Linked DNA regions of Homo sapiens: region 1 is linked to region 2. A link is an interaction called in ENCODE POLR2A ChIA-PET data of the cell type or tissue named here. Cell type or tissue: PC-3. All regions are shown on one strand.

What was found. Peaks named below come from ENCODE experiments on the same cell type or tissue, not always from the same donor. Only the 100,000 strongest peaks of a DNase experiment are listed, where the experiment ranks them.
Region 1: POLR2A ChIA-PET joins it to region 2 with 27 read pairs; 3 of 35 experiments call an interaction of 5 or more read pairs at or near these places.

Annotation. Positions count from the first base shown.
Region 1 is chr12:123,787,798-123,790,297 of GRCh38, reverse strand. It overlaps DNAH10 (dynein axonemal heavy chain 10), which reads right to left. Exons shown (of 79, transcript NM_001372106.1): 10 at 2,296-2,494; 11 at 177-371. LOC105370044 (a long non-coding RNA gene) reads left to right here. Exons shown (of 5, transcript XR_945481.4): 2 at 126-249; 3 at 430-547; 4 at 1,701-1,805. Among named protein-coding and RNA genes, the nearest start is that of DNAH10, 27 kb to the right of the region's middle. In PC-3, no CTCF peak of the experiment used is centred here; no DNase peak of the experiment used is centred here.
Region 2 is chr12:123,737,724-123,740,223 of GRCh38, reverse strand. All of the region lies in intron 9 of ATP6V0A2 (ATPase H+ transporting V0 subunit a2), which reads right to left. Among named protein-coding and RNA genes, the nearest start is that of DNAH10, 23 kb to the left of the region's middle. In PC-3, no CTCF peak of the experiment used is centred here; no DNase peak of the experiment used is centred here.

The sequences.
Region 1 (2,500 bases), 50 kb before region 2:
AATGTTCATTTTTACCTTATGCACTTCTGCATTGTTTTTGTTTTTTATAATTAATAAGCAGGTATTACTTGTGATTTAAAAAAAAAGACTAAGCATCACTAAATAACCCAACAAATTTAACACAGAGAAAACATGGTGTCGACTCCCAAGATGGACTCAATGGACGTGTCACTTGCCAGAACTTCAATCTTGAATTCATCCATCACATATTTCCAGAACTGGGAGGACTTGATGCTGAAGGGGTCAAAGGTCAGGTTTTCCATGGGGGTGACTAGGCCGTCCACTCTGCATAGGACATCATCAATGCGCTTGGGGTCCCCCGTCACTGCCTTTAGTTCTGGACCAAATATGTTATAAAATTCCTCCAAAATCTGTCCAATCAAACGGAACAATGAGGAGATTACATTTGGGTTTTCCTGTGAATATTAGAACTACAAATGGATAGCATATCGAGACTGACCTGGGGGCAAGAATCATGTCACACAGTAACCTCCTCCCGGACTAAGCCCTTCGGTACGATGCCCAAGGCACATAGGATAAGATCCAGGTCTGCACCTGCCTGTTCCTCCCCACATTGCAGCCACCCCCACCCTCCTCCAAGGCCATGTCCCTTTCTGCCTCAGGACCTTTGCACTTGCAGTTGAAAGTGCTTCAGGGAGGCTGAGGGGGGCGGATCACTTGAGGCCAGGAGTTCAAGACAAGCCTGGCAAACATGGCGAAACCCTGTCTCTGCTAAAAATACAAAAATTAGCCGGGTGTGGTGGTGCATGCCTGTAATCCCAGCTACTCAGGAGGCTGAGGCAGGAGAATCACTTCAACCCGGAAGGCAGAGGTTGCAGTTAGCCAAGATCGCACCACTGCACTCCAGCCTGGGTGACAGAGCGAGACTCTGTCTCACATGCACACACACACACACACACAAAGAGGTGAGATGATAAACCACTGAGGTAGTTCTATGCAGCGTTTCCACTGTTCTGGTAACAATGAAATACCCATGCACACACTAGCTACGGTGATTCCACATAGAAGTTAAATATTTTTTGTTTTTGTTTTGGGACAGAGTCTTGCTCTGTCACCCAGGCTGGAGTGCAGTGGCACAATAGCTCACTGCAACCTCCACCTCCCAGGTTCAAGCAATTCTCCTGCCTCAGCCTCCCAAATAGCTGGGATTACAGGCGCCCGCCACCACGCCCAGCTAATTTTTGTATTTTTCATAGAGACAGGGTTTCACCATGTTGGTCAGTCTAGTCTTGAACTCCTGACCTCGTGATCCGCCCACCTTGGCCTCCCAAAGTGCTGGGATTACAGGCGTGAGCCACCGCATCTAGCCGAAAAAGCTTTATATTTTTAATTCTTTTTTTTTTTTTTTTTTTGAAGCAAGGTCTCACTCTGTCGCCCAGGCTGGGGTACACTGGCGTGACCACGGCTCACTGCGCCTCAACCTCCCAGGCTCAAGCCAACGTGCCACCTCAGCCTTCTGAGTGGCTGGGACTACACGTGTGCACCACCACACCTGGCTAATTTTTGTATTTTCAATAGACAGGGTCTTGCTATGTTGCCCAGGCCAGTCTCAAATTCCTGGGTTCAAGGGATCCTCCCACCCCAGCCTCAAAAAGTGCTGGGATTACAGGTGTGAGCCATCATGCCTGGCCTGTTTGAATTCTTTTTACAGCATTTTTTTTTCCTGTCTTTGAGCACAGGGCATCACCTCCCTCTCGGGCTGGGCACTGCCACACCGCAGCCGGACCTGCTTTGTACTCACTATGGTTCCTCTAGCATTAAGACATCTGAGTACCCGGCACACCGTGAGTTCTCCGTGAATGCATTTAGAATGAAGGGGTGGGTGAACCTTTAGGAGACAAGTGCTGTGGCTAATTCAATCAGCCACTAGGCACTTTGTCCATCCGTGGAGCTCTGGGAAGACTGGGCCTGGCTGAGGGAGAGTGAAGAGAGGTCTCAGACTGGCCTCTTGAGGGATTCCAATACTTAAGGGGAAGGCAGAGGAAGGGAGCTTTGCAAAAGACACAGAGAAGGAGTGGCCAAAGAGGTCAAAGGAAAGCCAAAAAGCAGGGAGAGGGAAGAATGTCAGAGAAAGCAACAAAAAGTCGCAAAGCTCTGGTGTACTCTGGTCCATTCTGGTACATTCTAGTATATTCCGTAGGTTCTTTCTTTGAAGGGCTTCTCCCTGCCAGGCCCTTTCTGACGCCCAGCTCCTACCTGACACGGAGGGGGCCACTGTCAAAAGCCAACTGCCTTCTTCGGGGCAAATTCCGCCGGCCTTCGCCCAGCCCCTACCTGCAGAACGTCGGAGAGGTCCTGGCAGATGGTGGCCATATAATCCGTCCTCTCGAACAGCCGCTTCCGGTCAAACTCCCACCGATCTTCCCTCCCCGAAGCCTCTATCTTGGCCCGGGTGTCAAAATAGGCCTTTTTCCACAGCCTGAGGGTGTTCCTGGCTTCCAAGGTTTTGCTTTGGGCACTCGCTCGATTTTCTCTGCGA
Region 2 (2,500 bases):
CTCCAAAAAAAAAAAAAAAGAGAGAGAGAGAGACATTCTGTAAAATCACTGTTTGTTTGTTTGTTTGTTTGTTTGTTTTTGAGACAAGGTCTGGCTCTGTTGCTCAGGCTGGAGTGCAATGCAGCCTCAACCTCCCAGGCTCAAGCGATCCTCCCACCCCGGCCTCCAGAGTAGCTGAGATTACAGGTGCATCACCACATCCGGCTGACTTTTGAGTTTTTTGTAGAGATGCGGTTTAACCATGTTGCCCAGGCTGAAAATCACTGGTCTTTAAAGAAAAAGAAAAGATATTTTTCTAGACAAAACAAAACAAAAAACTAAACTAAAAAACCACATGAATTACAAGGAAAAGAAAATTAGATTAACATCAGGCTTTCTGTTGGGAGCAAGGTGCCAGAACAAGATGGAGGAACATGTGTAAGATACTCAAGGGGGAAAAAAATGAGCCCAGAATTTTATTTCCAGAAAAACTCACTCCTAATTATAAAAAGCAGCAGACAGCCACTGTGATCAACATGAGAATTCAGAGAATATGATTCTTGCAAGCCTCTCTGAGGCTTCTCTAGGGAATGAGCTTCAGGCAGCCAAGTGACTAGAGAGCTTCAGGCAGCCAAGTGAACCCAAGAACTGGGATCTGCAGGCTGGAGGCTGAGATTCCCCGCTTCCGCCTGGCACAGCCTGTTAGGAGTTCTGCATGTGAGACCCCTGTGTACCTGATCAAATTCAATCTTGGCGACAGAAAAAAAAGGCATCCTGTAGACACAAGCTGACTACCAAGGCAACTGTGAAGAGCCAGATTCATGAGGTGTGGGAATGCAGGTGATGAGCCAGCTTTCATCAACACTGGAGAACGTCTCAGTCACCTACTTATGGAGAAAAATAACACAGGACAGGACAGATGAGGAAAGCGAAGAGACAGGGACTATAAGCAGTAAGAGGTGGGCTGAGAGCTCAGTACCCTTGACGGGAAACGAAGAGTCGGTGCCCACGAGCGGAGCAAAGAACAGCTATGCAGCCGGAGGTGGACATGTGGTCACTGAGACCTTAATACGCAGCTCTCAAGAGACCCCAGTGCATGTGCACGCAGGAGATGGCAGAAGCAGCACCATGGGCTCGATCTGAATCGAATGCAGCCACCTTGAAAGTCACAAAGCAGCACACACACCACCTATAACAGGAGTACTAGTCATGTCCCTCAAACTGATGTCACCTCAGTAAAAGAAGAATCATCTGTGTTTATCTCTCAAATAGGTGGTTCCTACTCTAAATAACAAAATACTATTTATGTGTTGCTGTCTTTCTCAGCACTGGGTATTTCATGTTTATGTCATAATGGACATTATATTTTACATTTGTATCATCACAGAATTATGTAATGAGACAAGGTTACATAACCAAAAAACTCATGAAAAAGGTGTTCCCTTAACTGTCACTTGAAATATGTAAACCTGTTCTTTCCATGACCAAAATCTGAGTTTAATGTAGAAGAAAAACCTCACAGGAACATGGAAGAATTACACTATAACCTTGCAGTGGGAAAAGCCTGTGATTCAAAATCTGGAAGGTGTAAGAGCAAAGATGGATAAGTTCAACTATATTTAACAAAAAACTTCTGCATGGCCAAAACAAACAAACAAATAAACAAACAGAAACATCCTAAGTCAAAAGACGAGGGACAAACTGGGGAAAATATTCTTACTGGTGTCACAGACCAGGAGCCAACAGAAATTGGTAAGAAAAAGGCCAACATACGATGGAAAATGGCTGCAGAATATGAACAGATAGTTCACAAAAAAAAGAAAATTGAAAACGCTCTTTTTTTTTTTTTTGAGACAAAGTTTTGCTCTTGTTGCCCAGGCTGCAGTGCAATGGCGCCATCTTGGCTCACCACAACCTCCGCCTCAAGCAATTCTCCTGCCTCAGCCTCCCAAGTAGCTGGGATTACAGGCATGTGCCACCCCGCCCAGCTAATTTTGTATTTTTAGTAGAAATGGGGTTTCACCATGTTGGTCAGGCTGGTCTCAAACTCCTGACCTCGTGATCCACCCGCCTCGGCCTCCCAAAGTGCTGGGGTTACAGGCGTGAGCCACCGTGCCCAGCCAAAAGGCTCTTAAACAAAAAAAAGGTATTCCCCTTCACTCACAATGAGAGAAATACAATAGCTGACAACATCTATCAAAATCAGTCCAGTAATTCCATTTCTGGGAATTTACCCTACAAATAGATTTGACATCATAGTGCTATTTGTAAAAGCGGAAACTACCTAAATGACCAGAAAACTAGTTAAATAAACCATGGTATGCACACAACAGAATATTAAATAGTTATAAGAAAAATAGAGAAGTTTTATTAAGTGAAAAGAATAGTATGAATAGTGCCATTTTGTGAAGAAAAAGAAAGAAAAATAATATCTACTCCTATCTGCTTATCTACAGTTAAGAAACTCAAAGAAATAACAGAACTGAAGTAATGGTTATCTTTGAGTGGAGGAAGTGGACAA